Regions from separate parts of the Homo sapiens genome. Here region 2 is linked to region 1. A link is a contact called in ENCODE Hi-C or POLR2A ChIA-PET data. All regions are on one chromosome and are shown on one strand. Each heading gives the region's core, a stretch centred on a gene start or an enhancer-like site at or near the end of the contact. The rest is flanking DNA. Distances are from core to core; before and after follow the strand shown.

Evidence for each region. Hi-C counts contacts between places; a loop is a spot of excess contacts on that map. ChIA-PET counts read pairs that join two places held with the same protein, here RNA polymerase II (POLR2A). Pooled maps may share reads with other maps.
Region 2: a map of PC-3 shows a loop between it and region 1 (7-fold over the local background). The contact joins the enhancer-like site here to the promoter of PCAT29 in region 1. A Hi-C loop is called at or near these places in 6 of 168 maps with a recorded cell type or tissue (B cell, Calu3, PC-3 and 3 more), 3 of 37 single-sample maps with no recorded cell type and 3 of 50 pooled maps. POLR2A ChIA-PET finds 5 or more read pairs at or near these places in 2 of 52 experiments (HEK293 and activated T-cell).

Annotation. Positions count from the first base shown.
Region 1 is chr15:69,587,071-69,594,853 of GRCh38, forward strand. It overlaps PCAT29 (prostate cancer associated transcript 29), which reads left to right and starts at 5,130. Exons shown (of 4, transcript NR_126438.1): 1 at 5,130-5,243.
Region 2 is chr15:69,718,480-69,726,262 of GRCh38, forward strand. No RefSeq gene overlaps it. Among named protein-coding and RNA genes, the nearest start is that of LINC00593, 110 kb to the right of the region's middle. RefSeq lists a silencer at 1,301-1,350. Within about 2 kb of position 3,057, at least 11 of the 41 ENCODE cell types and tissues checked have a DNase peak (open chromatin) inside an H3K27ac peak, as active enhancers do; they include PC-9, where a contact is called at or near this core.

The sequences.
Region 1 (7,783 bases), core at 3,880-6,379:
CATGGGAGCTGTGACAACTGTCATTAGCACAGCTAAGGTGACTTCATTTTACAGTGAGGAAACTGAGCCCCAAGGGGACCCTTGGCTGAAGTTCCGTAGTCACAGGCTTTGGGGCTTTCTGAGGACTCCCCTCAGCGTCCTCTCATCCATGCAGCTTCCAAACAGTATGAGTTTCCTCTCTCCATCTTGTCTGTAAGCCCTAAGAGAATGAGGCTGTGGCATAAAGTGCCGTGCCCTCTCCCTGCCCCAGCATAGCCTAGCAGAGGTCCTAATAAATATTTCACAGTCACTCAGAATCATCATGTGGACAAGTCACTTTATCTCCCTGAGCCTCGGCTTCCTCATTTGTGAAATGGGAATAATGACTGCCTATCTGATGGAGCAGTTGTGAAAATGAACATGCAGAATGTGCTTGGTAAGTGGTGGTTCCCCCCATTCCCCCACCACCATTGCAGTCCAACAATGCGGCTTCATCAAGAATCAAATCCAAGGAGAGGCCTTCAGGGATGTGTGCAACCATTTCCTCTGTGCCTGCAGGGAGAATGCTGGCCCAGCAGTGGAATATCCCAGGTGGATTCAAGGCCATGTCTGACCCTGATGATGTCCAGATATGAACTCTGAACCCTCCATGGGGGCTTGGTTTCTGTGCCTGATCCAGTTCTCTCTTTACAGCTTCCAAACAGTATGAGTTTCCTCTCTCCATCTTGTCTGTAAGCCCTAAGAGAATGGGGCTGTGGCATAAAGTGCCGTGCCCTCTCCCTGCCCCATAATAGCCTAGCAGAGGTCCTAATAAATATTTCACAGGATCTGAGTGCAGAGTGCTCACTTTACAGCTGGAGAAGCTCTGAAAGGAACATGATGTTCCTGCAGAGCCCGGACTTATAGCCAGGTCTCCTGACCCACTCCACAGCTCTTTCTGCTGCCCTGTTGAGCTCACATCAGAGTTGTCCTCTGCCTAGAATTCTTCCCAACCCCTCTGCTTGTCTGGATCTCATGTAGCCTCTGGGCCTCAGCTGAGCTCTTACAGCCATGACTCCCAACCTTGACTTGGTTGAATCAATCCCCCTATGCTTCATTCTTACATCATCTGGGGCAGAGATTTCTGGTTCCTTCCTGACATCCATGATTACCTTCTTCTTTTGTAATAACTCCTGATTTAACGAGGAAGAAACATGTACAGTTAAAAGACCACATTTCACAGCCTTCCTGGCAGCTAGGACGTTGCTGAGTAAGCCTTCCAGGAAATTGAGAAGGAGTCAACTCCTTTTTTTCTCTTTGCATTTTGTTCTTTAGACCTTTCCTTCATTTTACCCAGAACACAAATGTGATGGCTGGAGCTACAGCACCTATTTTGGGCTTGTGTGCTAAGGATATGATTGCAGAAAGATAGGAAACCCTGAGGACTTTGTGGGAGCCATCGTTCCCACCCTGGGCTGCCCATTTCTAGACTTGTTTTATGGAAGAGATAAAGCCTTCATTTGTTTTCATCACTATAGTGGATTTCTGTTACTGGCAACCAAACCCAATCCCAGTTGATAGGGGACTCCTTGTAGTTCTGTCATAGTTCATGATAATTATGGTCAGAATCATTTAATGCCTCCCTCACTAAACTGTGTGCTCCGTGAGAGCAGGGACCCCATCTGCCTTGTTTACTTCTGTATCCCCAGCAACCAAAACAGTGCCTGCCACTGTTAGTGCCAGTAAATGCTTAGTAAATCTTTTGGGGTGATTATATCCCAGTGAATACTTGGTGGTCTAGCAGAAGTCCTAAGGGATCATTTGAGGAAAAAGTGGCTCTGATAGTGGCCTTCATACTAATTGTGACAGGCTGCCCCAGCTGCTAGCAACTACCTTTCCTTTCCTGGTAAGTTGGCTCCTCGATATCATCATTTAAAAATCAAATTTTTGATGGAGTGTGGTGGCTCATGCCTATAATCCCAACACTTTGGGAAGCCGAGGTGGGAGGATCACTTGAGGCCGGGAGTTTGAGACCAGCCTAGGCAACATAGTGAGACCTTGTCTCTTATTAAAAAAAAATCAGCTGGGCATGGTGGCATGTGCCTATAGTCCCAGCTACTTGGGAGGCTGAGGTGGCAGGATTGTTTGAACCCAGGAGTTGGAAGCTATCGTGAGCTGTGATTGTGCCACTGCCCTCCAATCTGGGCAACAGAGAGAGAGACCCTATCATACACAAAAAATAAAATAAAATAAAAATAAAATTTAAAAAACAGAATTTTAATTTTTTCCAATATGAAAGTCTCTTTCAGGATATTCTTTTATAACCTCACTACCTATAATAGCTGCTTAAAAATACACAAAGAACAAGTAGAACACACAGGAAAACCAACTTTTTTCTTTTCACTCTCAGTTCTATGCAGTTGCTTTTTTCACATAGGCCCACATAAAAACTTGCATCAACCCCCACTCTAATATCATACTAGAATTTTCCCACTTATTAAAAAGTTGGACTGAGTGATAATTTTTAGTGGAGAGACTGCAACTTGTTTCCCATCGAGGAGAATTACTTGGCCTGTTCCCTCTTCATTTTGTACTTTTTGTTTGAACGATGCTATCATGAACCTCTCTTTGTGCCCAAAGCTTTTTCTGTACTTAGGATTATTTTCTTAGATAGATTCTCAAAGTGGAATTATTTGATCAAGGGAGGTATACATGTTCCAGTGTCATTTTGCAAAACAGGAATCAATGCACAATTAAGGGAATCTTAAGGGAGAGACCCACTCATTTTTTCTTTTTCTTTGGGCTCAGTTTCCCTAGCTGTAAAACTGAGCAGGTCCAAACATAGAGAGCTCTAGCTTCCCTTACAGGTTCGAAGTTCTGCTGATGGTTCAGGAATGAGGCTTCTGAGATCTTTCAGGGCACAAAGTCGTAAGACGACCTGGGTTTGTCAGCCATTGCCTCTGGTTCACCCTCTTAAAAGCTGACCTTCACCATGGGGAAGTGGGTCATTGGAGCCTCCAAGCTGTCTTCCTGTGTTTTCCTCACAATAATACTCCTTCCCCAGCTGCCAGCAAGCTTATGCTCTAGTGCAACCCTAACCCTTCTAGAGAGGGTGGAAAGCTTCATATCCTAGAGTCTGAGGGATGTGAAGTTGGGGATTCACCTTTGAAAGCAGTAGCAAGAAGAGGGCAATGCTTAACCCAAAGGGACACCTTGAAACTAGAACATCAGACCCCACTGCAGGCCACTGAGGGACCTCAGCCCACATGGCACGTAAACTACTCGTGCACAGCTGGAGATACCATTTATGCTCTGTGGCGAGGCTTCTCGGCCTTCTCCTCCGTAAGATCATATTACTGCACTTATTTTCATCTCAGTGACCTGCCAGACTGTGAGCTCCTTGAGGACAGTGATTCCTCTGATGTGTCTGCATCTGAGACACAGCAGGTGCTCACTACTTATTTTAAGTGAGCAAGAGAAGGGAGATGCCCCGATGTGATGGGAAGAATTCATGGCGAGATGGGGAGGAGAGCCAGAGCTCAGACAGGAAAGAGTGGGAGGGAACAGCTGACGGTGGGAAAAGTCCTGGGATGCTCCTTTCTCTGATTCAAGACAACATAAACTGAACCAACTCCCAGTCCCTGCAGCCTGGCCCTTCTTGTGTGTGCAGCTTGTAGGCCCTGAGGTGGATGTTTAGGGAATGAGTCCTCAAAGCATATACGTTGGCAAGGGTGGCAGAGCGCTGTGGGAGAAGGAGAAGCATGTGCAGAAAGAGGAGGCCAGGGGACCTTATGGCTCCTTTGTCCATCCACAAAGCATTAGTTTATTTATTCACTCATTTTTTCATCCAATATTTTTTAGCATCTGCTATGTATTATGTTCTGTGTTAGGTGCTGGGTGTTCAAGGAGGTAAATGAGAGCTGTGGTCCCTGCAAAGGCCAAGAGCACTCTGAGGAAACATCAGTACCTGGGGAGGCAGTGTGTGGTACCCAGCGGAGTGTGTGATGGGTGATGGGCATGGGCGGAACACTCACACAGAAGTGGCAGCGTGCCACAGGGGTGGCTGCAGGGGTGGCCATGCCTGGGGAAACGCGACTGCCTGGTTTGTCAGTGGGCCCTGTAGGACAGCAGTGAGGCACCTCCCAGGCAGCTCTGCAAGTGGCACTCCAAAGGAGAGCTGGAGAATAGAGGAGGGAAAAATGGGAATTCCTTGAGTCATAATTGGGTAGAGCTTTAGAAGGGGTTGAAGGTCATAAGTGGGAAACATGAGCCTAGAAAATATTGCTTACACATGAAAAAATGGCAGGCAGGATCAAACAGCAAATTGCAACCTGACATGCATGCTAGGGTCATGTCTGTGAAAATTCTACCTTTGGGAGGTAATGTGCCAAAAGAAAAAAAAAAAGAGACAAGAGAGAAGACTGTTGATTGAATGATGGGGGTAAGCTTATGGGTGATTTGTTAGATGGTTTTAAATGTTTAATCTTATTATGTAGTAGCTATAATCTTATCATTACAGTAGTAATACTAAAATTGAGGAGTAGAACAATGATAGAGTTTGGGGGGATGAGAGATGTTTTCTTGAGATTCATTTCACATAGTAAAAGAAAACCCAATAAAAGTAAGATGGAATGAATCCCCTCTACATCTTCTTCTGTGACTGGGTCAGGCAGCTGTGAGCAGCTAAGAGAAGCCCTGATCTTACAGGTGATTCAGCTCCACTTCCACTTCTTTTTGGGACTCACTGGGGATTATTTGTTTCTCTTAATGGGCAACAATTAGCTAATACCCCACCACTACAAGCAAAGTAAAAACTGGGCCTGTGTTAACAGTTCTCTTTTTGATGGGGTCATTGGTGTAACAGATAACTTCTAGCTGCATTAGGACTGGTAGCACATCAACATTGCCTCTCTGTTGTGAAAGGAAAATAGAAACGGCTAAGTCAACCATATATAAAGGCTTATATTTGCTCTTCAAAAGTTTTTTTTTTTTTTCAACATATCTTTGCTGGGGTTGGGCCATAGCTTGATGGGTATTTGTTGAATGACTAATTATTGACTTATAGGCTAACAGCCTCCTTTGAAGTAGGCTGAGCAAACAAACCATTAAGTGGAACATGGTGTCTAGGTTACACAGCTCACTCATCTGCTAATCACTGGGGCACACTGCTGGTTATTATTACCTGAGACCCTGAAAGGAAGCACTAAAGAAATGAAGACAGAGGAATACCAGGAGAGAAAGGAGGTCCAGTTAGACCTAAAGGTGGGCAAGAAGAAGAAGAAGAGGTGAGATCCTCAGTATTGAACAAGTACAGTGCAGCACATAGGTGATGTCTTAATAGGGGTCTTGGTCAATAATTGTTTGGTTGCAAGAAATAGAAGTATTATAAATTTAACTCTCAGTAATAACAATGATTTCGTTGGAAGGCTATGAGGAATCTCACCGACTTCAAGGGCAGGGATGACAACCAGACCCGTGAGAGGCTCAGAGACTTTCCTAGCTTCTTGCCTGTGTTTCTCTGGGTGTTTTTTTTTTTTTTTTTTTCATCTCAGCTTATCTCAGTAGCTTTGTTTCATTCTTTTCTCTGCAGACTGGCTTTCTCTGTTTTGCCTTTTCTTTTTCTCCTTCTTTCTTTCCTTCCTTCTCTCTCTCTTTCTTTCTTTTTTTTTTTTTTTTTTTTTTTTTTTGACAGAGTTTTGCTCTTGTTGCCCAGGCTGGAGTGCAATGGCACAATCTTGGCTCAGCGCAACCTCTGTCTCGTGGGTTCCAAGCGATTCTCCTGCCTCAGCCTCCGGAGTAGCTGGGATTACAGGCATGCACTACCATGCCCGGCTAATTTTGTATTTTTGGTAGAGACGGAGTTTCTCCATGCTGGTAAGGCTGGTCTCGAACTCCCGACCTCAGGTGATCCACCCGTTTGGGCCTCCCAAAGTGCTGGGACTGCAGGCATGAGCCACCACACCCGGCTGTTCTGCCTTTTCTAGGTTTTAACTTGTTCACTTAAACTTGGACATGATCTCTCAGGTTATGGGCCCAATACCAAGAATCTAAGTCCAGAGACCCAGGAGACAGAATCTGATTGGTCAATGGCTAGCCAATGGGGTGCCTCCCCTCAGTCAGGAGTCCATTGCTGTTCCAACAGCTGCAGCCAGGGAGAGGTACGTGAATGTGGATAAACATGGTGGCAGGGACAGTTCCTGTGGGTGGTCAGAAAAGGAGGCACTGACTGAGCAGGCAGCACATTGGCTAACATGTCTGCTGTGGGGAAAACTGGAATGACTTGGCTGTTGGATAAAATACTCAACCACATGTAGAAAATGCCCACCATGTATTTTTAAAAATGAATAGCTTCTGAAGGTTGGAGTCCAGGCTGCCATAAGGGTCTACATAACACTTGATTTCCAAGGAGTTTCCCCCTCGTTTTCCAAGTCTTTGGAGAGAGCAGTTAGTAGAAAATGTTAATGGCCAATTTTAGCAAATGACCATTTTGGTACTCCCAGGCCACTAGGGCTGGCTAGAGCTAATTTTTAGAATGCCCCCTTGATGATCCTGGCAACTTGTTTCATATTGACCTGGAGACACGGCATGGGCCCAGATCCAAATGTACTGCTAAGCCTACATTTGCTGTACTTGTGGGCAAGGAAAAGCCACCCCAATTACTCCATGTGGATTTCTCGTCTCAGAATATTCCATGGCTTGTCTGGTCTCACTGCAGAACTGCGGGGTGTGGTTGGGCAGGTTGCACACGACTGTGCTCATGACTCCCCTTAGACTCACACGGGAGCCTTGATTCCACGCTGGTTGCACGGTTTCATTTCTGTGCCTCCAGGTTCTCCCTCTGGACTGTGAGCTCTGGGATGCAAGAGATGCGACTTCCTCTTCTATTGCTTGCCCAAGGGGCTTGTGTAGGCCTGGCCACTCGTTTCTCTCCCCGTTCCTTCTGTCCCTCCGAGAAGACACTCAGACCCTGCCACCCATCCTCACACCGGATGTGAATGGAGGTCACTGCAGTCCCTCTCCTGGGCTACGCTTTAGGGCCCACTCTCATGGTGGCAGAGTCAATGTTGGCATCTGTTAAAGGGACCTCAGCCCAGTGGGCGGGGAGAGTGCTTTCCTGCAGAGCGGGTTGTGCTCAGTTGTGAACTCACAGCCAGCGCTGGTGAGACAAGCTCCAAGGCAGAGGCTAGTTTTCTCGGTCTTCCTCATGAACACGTGGTGGCTGCATTAGCTTATCCACAGGGTCCTCCTACTCTAAGCTTCTGGTCCCAATCAGTAAGCGACTGGCCCCTACTAGACCCCCACCTACTGGGTATTTGACTGATGGATGGAGTCACCATCTGTCTGCTTGGGCACCTGGAGCCCCTGAGCTCCAGTCCCTGCAAGCCTTTCCCTGCAGAGCCCAACCGCAGGGTTTGGCTGATAGCCTGGAACTGCCTCACCATCATTTTTCACTGGCCCCACCCCAAAGGACAGCCTCCCCAAGTAACCTTTTTCAATTGCTCCAACTTCCCTGGAGTGTTGACTTAGCCAGAGAGCACGCTCCCTCTCTAACCTCGGTGTGTTTGCTCAGCGGAGGAGCGGGCATTAGGTCCGCTTGACTCCATGAGCACACAGGTTCCTCTGTCTTTACAGGAGCGTCCCACGGAGGGGGTGCGGCGGGGGGCAGGGGAGACTGAGGAGGGAGGCGCAGCTTCCTGTTCTGCTGCCGGTTATCACAGGCTGTTCTAATGCTGCTCAAACAATATTGAGAATAACCCCGGCTCAATAGCACCAGTGTTAGGCTGCAAAGTCAATATTGGCTGAGCAAACACAGCAAATAAGGAGT
Region 2 (7,783 bases), core at 1,807-4,306, 130 kb after region 1:
GGTGCCCCAAAATAATTACAATAGTAGTATCAAAGATCACTGATCACACATCACCATAACAGATGTAATAATAATGAAAAAGTCTGAAATATTGCAAGAATTACCAAAATGTGACACAGATACAGGAAGTGTGCACATTCTATTGGAAAAACGGCACCAACAGACTTGCTCTACACAGGGTTGCAACACATTTTCAATTTGTGAAAAACACACAATATCTGTGAAGTGCATTAGGCAAAGTGCAATAAAATCAGGTATGCCTGTAGAATGAGGCTCATGCAGTTAAGAGCTGGTGTGGCTCCTTCTTGTCTTTCATGGGGTGATGACTTGGAGGCCCTGCATGCCCAATGGCCTGCAGAATGGAGGAGGGCCCCCCACTCCATGGCATTCTCCATGAGCAAGAAATAAACTTTCATTATTTTAAATCTCTGAGATTTCAAGGTTGTTACTTCAGCATAGCCTGGCCTATTCTAGCGAATACCCAGCATGTTGGAGTTCACTGAGTAATTGCTGCTCTTGAGTTCTTTAACACCATGAAGGAAAAAGCTGCCTCTTGAGCCACCCAGGGCAGCTGATTGACACTTTCCCTCACTCTCATCATCCAGCCCAGATGGCACTTCCTGTTTGGTAACACCTCACGTGGGCTCCTTCGTCCCCCACCAACTCTGCCAGTCACCATCCTACACAGTCAAATGTGCACAGTATTAGAGGTTTGCCAAGAACACATCCTTGTGTCTGCCAAGGAGCGTCTGTTTGAGGAAGAACATTCTAACAGAGAATGTTCAGAGACAAAATGCTGGCTGTGGGAGACAGTCAAATCTTTGTCTCTATGATGAGCAAGTGGAGGCTGGATGGCCACTGTGGATAGGGGGCAGGGGTCCTGAAGATGGGATGCCAGTCTCAAATGGGGAGGGGTTGGGCTGGGAGGGGCAGGATGAACAGGATGATTTTTAAGTCCCTTCCAACCCGGAGAGTCCCCACCTTACTGCCTAACTCAGTATTTTTTTTTGAAAGTGCATGAATGAATACATTTCAGTCACAAAGAAAGTAAAGGACATATGAAATAAAATAGCCTGACTTAATGAGCAAATAAGAATTATAACACAGATTCTTTCTGAAAGGTGTAGCCTCATGAGATCAATGTTCTCAGCCCTCATGAGGCTGACGGATGGTGAAGAGTGGTCAGGAAGGCATGTGACGCATATCCGTAATTTACACGCCAGCCACAAAGAGGGCTGAGCTCAGGGAGGAGTCAGAGCCTTGAGACAGGCTGAAGCCATCATGATAACAGCCCCTCACAAGGACACCTGGTGCTTTGTCATGCACAAAGTGCTCCCCCTGACATCCTGAGTGCTCAGAAACTATTTTCTCTGAGCTTTTAATCATAGATCATAGATTATCCTATATCTCTGAGCTCTTCTTATCATAGCCTCAGGAGAGAAGAACTGCTATTCCTATTTTATAGATGGGTAGGCAGTTTTCAGCAATTTCCCCAAGATCACATAGTGAGTAATGGGGAGATCCAAGACTTGAACCCAGATCCTGTTACACAAAGTGGTGGGTTTTAAAATAAGAGAATACACTTACTCCAGGCACTGGAAGCTGAAATTGCAATTAGTTCACATGCTCCCAGGTTCCTGAGAACTTCCACTTTTGTGTGTAATGTTGATTGTGGACAGATATTATAGGGACAGGCTGACTCTGAACTGCCTTGAAGACAAGAAGGATTTTCTTGGGAAAAGCAATGGACTGGGAGACAGAGAGTCCTGCAATACAGGCCCTGAATCTTTTTCTGACCCACTTCATTACCAAGAAACCTCAGTTTCCTCATCTGAAAGTATGAGGAAAGATGTTGATCTGGTCTACCATGAAGAATTTCTGTGAGGACCCAATGCGAGGATGGGGTGCACATATTTTGAAAACCAATAAAAAGCTGTAAAGAACTATAAAAAGCTGGGGTTCTTGTTTCAATTAAGAATGCATTTTGCTAGGCCAGGCACAGTGGCTCACACCCGTAAATACCAGCACCTTGGGAGGTCAAGGTGGGTGGACCACCTGAGGTCAGGATTTCAAGACCAGCCTGAACAATATGGTGAAATGCTGTCTCTACTAAAAATACAAAAATTACGTGGGTGTGGTGGTGGGCACCTGTAGTCCCAGCTACTCGGGAGGCTGAGACAGGAGAATTGCTTGAACTTAGGAGGTGGAGGTTGCAGTGAGCTGAGATTGCACCACTGCACTCCTGCCTTGGCGACAGAGTGAGAATGCATTTAGCTGCAAGTAACAGAGCAGCCAGCTACAGTGGTTTTAACAGATGATGCTCTGATTTTCCTATGACATAAGAAGTGCAGGGTGGGTAGTACAGGGCAGGAGAGGATGATTTAACAATGTTAATGGGGGCCTAGCCCTTTTCCCCTCTGTTCAAATTCCATCCTCACACATGCTACCTTATATGCACAAGATGGATACTGCCCCTCCAGGCTTTACGTTCCAGTTGCAGGTGGGAAAAAGAAGGGAGAAGGAGGAAGAGTTGGTACCTACATTACGAATGCAAAAGTTTTCTTAGAAATCCAATAACTGTAATATTGGCCAGAACTGTAATCAAATGGTCACCCTCTAGGTACAAGGGAGGCTGGAAGAATGAACATTTTTGGCTGGGCACACCACTAAACAAATCCAGGGTTTTGATGGAAAGGAAGGGGTGGGGATGGATTGCAGGTGACAGCTGGTGGTGCCTACCACAAGCTCCAATACCAAGATGGGCACTGAATTCACAGGGATCTTTTAAATTTAGTTTCTGGATTTGAGTGAAAGCAAATTGGGTTGCCTCATCCTTCGAAGGAAAAGTGGATCCATAGTATTCTACTGTCAGAAAGGGAAATAGAGTCACCTTGAAGACAAGAGGTGAGAGAGTGCTGCAGGTCTGGAGGGCCAAGTGGATAGAAGCTCAGCATGACCTCCCTCTCTCTGTCTCCCCTTTGTTCACTTTCATTAGTCCCGTTCACTTGGGCTGGGAGAGCTGGATCCGGGGAGCTCATTAATAGCCTCTGGGTTTGTGTGTGTCTCCACCCGAAGAAGTCTAACCACAGACTTCCTCTTGACTCTTGGCAACAGGGAGAAAACAAAACCACAGCAGCTTTCATTGCTGAAAAAGACAAAACTGACTCGTTTGCTTAATAAGCCCAGACGGAGGAACTTTATTTCTGGGAGGAAGTGCTGAAGACTCCGGTACAGGCCGGGTGCGGTGGCTCACGCCTGTAATCCTAGCGCTTTGAGAGGCCAAGGCGGATGGATCACGAGGTCAGGAGATCGAGACCATCCTGGCTAACACAGTGAAACCCCGTCTCTACTAAAAATACAAAAACATTAGCCAGGCATGGTGGCGGGCGTCTGTAGTCCCAGCTACTCGGGAGGCTGAGGCAGGAGAATGGCGTGAACCCGGGAGGCGGAGCTTGCAGTGAGCCGAGATCGGGCCACTGCACTCCAGCCTGGGCGACAGAGCGAGACTCGGTCCCAAAAAAAAAAAAAGACTTCAGTACAAGGAGTCGTGGTTGCGCCGTGAAATTGCCAGACTCTGCGATGAGACATCCTGGGTTGACAGTTTAGAGGTTGAGAGATTGGTGGGAGGAGGCCACGAGTCCAGGGCTCAGTAGGACTACGGGGCAGAAGCCTGTGCTGCAGATAGGTGGGACTTTGCAAAATGGATCTGCTTGGGGAAACTGAGGCCTCCTCCCACCTCCGACAACATCCAGACCTCTTTTGCCACTTCTGGTTTCCAAAAATCCATTTATGTATTTATTTTCCCTTTTTCTTATTTTCCCTTATTAAATTCATCTATTGATTAATTCCCATTTCATACTTTCTTTTTTTGTTTGCTTGTATTTCTAATTTCTTACGATGTATAGTCAGTGCTTTTATTTTGGTCTTTCTTCTTTAATAAGAAAGCCATTTCAGGCAATGTATTTTCCCGTGTTAAGCTTTTTTCAAGATCTCATAGGTTTTGAAATAAAATGTTCCCCTTTCCATCGGTTTCTAGATGGGTTTTAATTTCATTTTAATGTTTCCTTTGATCCATGGGTTACCTAGAAGTACGTTTATTAATTTCCAAGTAGTTAAAAATATTTTCAGCCACATTATTGTTTTCTTTTTAATTTAACATTATGGGGTTATAGTAAGAGATTGTGGCCTGTAAAATCTTTAATTTTAAATTAATTTTTTTTCTTTGTTTCTAAGTATGTGTTCAGACTTTATAAATGTTCTATGGGGCAGGAAAAGCTGAGCTGGTTGGATTCATGCAGGAAAGAATGGAATTCTAAAATGTGCTAGCTCTGAAGACATACTACCCTGTTTCCAATCTGGCTTCTACCCCTTTCCAGCTGTGTGTCCTCGGATGAAACACAGAATTTTCTGAGCTTTATTTTCCATTTAAAAAATGGGAACAATAAGAATATCCAGTTTCCAGTATTGCCGTGAAGATTAAATGAAATTACTTACTTAAAAATACCTAGAATACTGCCTGGTGTGGATTAAAAAAACTCACCAAAGAGAAATATTGCTATTTTTTTTGCTTTTACCAAAAAAAGGAGGAACCTTCACTGTTTGTGTTCTCAGCTTTATCCTAACTCAGAGCTGTGGTTGCTGGTTGTTGAGGGAATTGGGAGAAAAGAGGAAATGGATGGCGCAGTGCGGCAGTCACCTTTCCTTCCACGGGAGGTACCTGGAGCCCGGGGGATGGAGCTACTTGCCCAAGGAAACACAGCAATTTGGTGGCAAAGCCAGGCCTCAAACCCAGGTCTCACCTGCTCATTCCTGCCTGTTCTGCTGGCAAGCTGCTCTAGTTTCTCCCTTGAAAGACGAGACAGTTGACTGCAGATTCGCCTCTACGCTGTAGGGAAGGCTGGAAGGTCTCAGGAGGCAGCAACCTCAGAGCTTTGTCATGTTACACCTTGCTGTCTGGGAAAGGGGAACTCTGAGGTCAGTAAGTTCCAAGAGAAGCTATAGAAAGAGGGTTGAATTGGGAGTGGTGGGAAGCTCTGGGCATTGCTGTTCCATTGATCAGTTGTGGCAGGAGAAAAAGCCAGTCCTCTAAAGCACCCCTAGGGGGAGGTCTGTCTGCACCCCTCTGGGCTTCAAGCCTTCATTGCCTGCGTGCCTTGCTTCCCAAGCCCTGGTACTGACCGTGGCAAAGGCAGATCCCCAAGAGGCCCCATCTTCATTTGCCTAGCAGGTCCTATGTGGAGCAGAGCTCAGGGGCAGGAGCCCTCTGTTACTGTTCAGGGGGGCTCAGCAGCACGGATGTGCTCATGGAAACTGGAGAAACTGGGGTGACAGCCTCAGCAGCACTGAGGAGGCCTAATTAAGAAGTAAGGCAAAACGAGATGCGCTGCTCGGCTGTGCTGCCAGCTGACATCTGAGAGGGGCTGGCACTGTGCCCTGGAGCAGCCAGGAGCCATGAAGAACTCAGGAGGCATGGGAGCTTCTTTATGGCAGAAGTCCGGAGAGGAGAGGGAATCTCAGGACAGAATTACAAGGTGGAGGGTGGCTGAGTTATCTGATTAGGGCCATTGATCTTGGGAGCAAGTGACCATTTCTTGGCCAAGGACTCTCAGTATCCTCAAGCATCATGTCATCATGCTGTGTATAACCCACAAGTGGACAAAGATGCCTGGAACAGATATCACAGGGCATGGTTAAAGCACACATGGATATGTCTCGGCAGCAGGTCTCTGACCTCAGACACACGCCCATGCTGTGGGGTAAGTTGTCACCAGGGAAAGCTTGGAATTAGAGGCTGATTTTCATAGCTCTTCCATGCAAGTTTTTAAAAAATGTATGGCCCCCATGATTATTATGAAAATTGAATAAATCCGGGCATGCAAAAGTGCTTTGTAAATATCAGCACAAGCACAGAAGAAAGTTATCGCACGTGCATTTTGGTTAGAAAGTGCTAGCTAATTCCTTGCTATGTCCCCAGCCCTTTGTTAGAAGCTGCAGAGGAATCAAATAGGCCTAGATCTTGTTCCTGTCCTCATGGGGCTTGTGGGTTTTCTCAGTGTGAAATGCTTTGCAATCATTGTCTCTCCCTCCCTCTTTCCCCCATGCTACTTCCTTCTAACATAGCTTAATTAAGCACCTCTTCTAAGTGAAGTTCTGGGCTAGGGGCTAAATTATATAGAAATTATTGTCTATTAAGGGAGAGACAGGAGCAAATGGATAGGTACAAGCCCAACATGGTAGCCATTTATTGAATAGAGAAAGACCCAGGTTCAATGCATACAAAGCAAGAAGGCAATGAGCAGCGATCCCAGGGAGGTTCCTGGAAAGCTTCAGATAGAAGCACGTGGGGCAGATCTCGAAGAAGGAGCAAGAACAAGGAACAGAGTCCTCCTGGGGAGCATGGGAAGAAGGCATGGCAGGCACAAAGGCATGGAGGTGGGAAATCCTCTGAGCAAGAGTATCCACCCACACAGGGGCGTCAGTGAACACTGGGAGCCTGAATTCCAATCCTTGATACCCTGGTTGATGCAGATTGGAAGTCTTACTGGAGCTCAGAAAAGTTGATGGCCCTAAATAGAAAACTCCTATTTGAATGAACCCATCATGATGTCAGCACAGACTGGGGTCAAGGCAGAGTTTGCCTGCCAGAGAGTGGGTAGAGCAGAAAGAGGGCAGAGCTTGAAGCAGGCAGTCCTGGCTTGTAATTCAGGCCCACCACTGCCTAGCTCTCTGGTTGTGGGTCACTACAAACCTCTCTGAGCCTTGGTTTCATCACCTTTAAAATAGGAATAGGTGACCTGGGCATTCTGTTGAAAATCACATCCTTTGTTGAAAAGATAGTGAGAAGATGGGGTGGGTGGGTGGATAGAGACCAATTTACACTGAACGTGGCACTGGGGAGACACAGAGAATAAGCTGTTAGTCACTCTGAGCTCTGATAGGCTGAGTGGGGCCGGGAGGTGTGGGAGTCCAAAGGAGGAGCCCTTCGCTCTGCCTGGGAGGTTTAGAGTTTTCCTGGCAGCAATGAGAGCAGAACTAGGGGCCTTCCCACAAGGCAGGTGGAAATTCAGAAGGCTAAGAAGGAAGCAAGGGGAATTCCAGGTAGAGGGGACCAAAGGACAAGGGAACCAGGAGCAGTTCTACTCAACTAGGAAATGTGAAATGGGGAGTGATGAGGCTGCAGAGGCTCGACAGTGGCCTTGAATGTTGAGTTAGGAACTTGGACTCTATCTCATATGCAGCAGGGAGACATTTAAGAATTAGAAGCATGAGAGAAAGGATTAGTCGGGCTCTGTCACCAGGACAGTGATAGTGGGCTAAGGAGAGGCGGTTGCAGAAGTCCTAGATACTGACATGAAAGGTACTTGTGTGAAGTCGAGTTTATCATACTGCAGGGACAATGTAAAGCAGACACCACAGTCTAGTGTGCCATTGAGGTCCCAGGGATGGGATGGGCACTCTTCCCTAACACAGCCCTCCCTAGCTCCAGACAGGACAGCCCAGGGCCTTGAGAAAGAAGTTGCTGCAGGGCCCAGGCCTTCCAACCAGCCCCTCTGCAGGGACAGGCTCCTCAGGCCCTGGTGGCCTAACTGGGGTTGTTCTAGCTGGAGCCCGTGTGGCCATGAGAAACAGCCCTTTTTGCTCAAGCAAAACAATGACCTTATGGGAAGAAGATGGTGGTATTTCACAAAACTCAAGGGTGAAACATTCAGCCCCGCCTCTGAGGAACTAGAATCAGGAACTGTAAAGTCATGCCTATGGCCCCTCTCCCTCTCTTGCTGGTTCT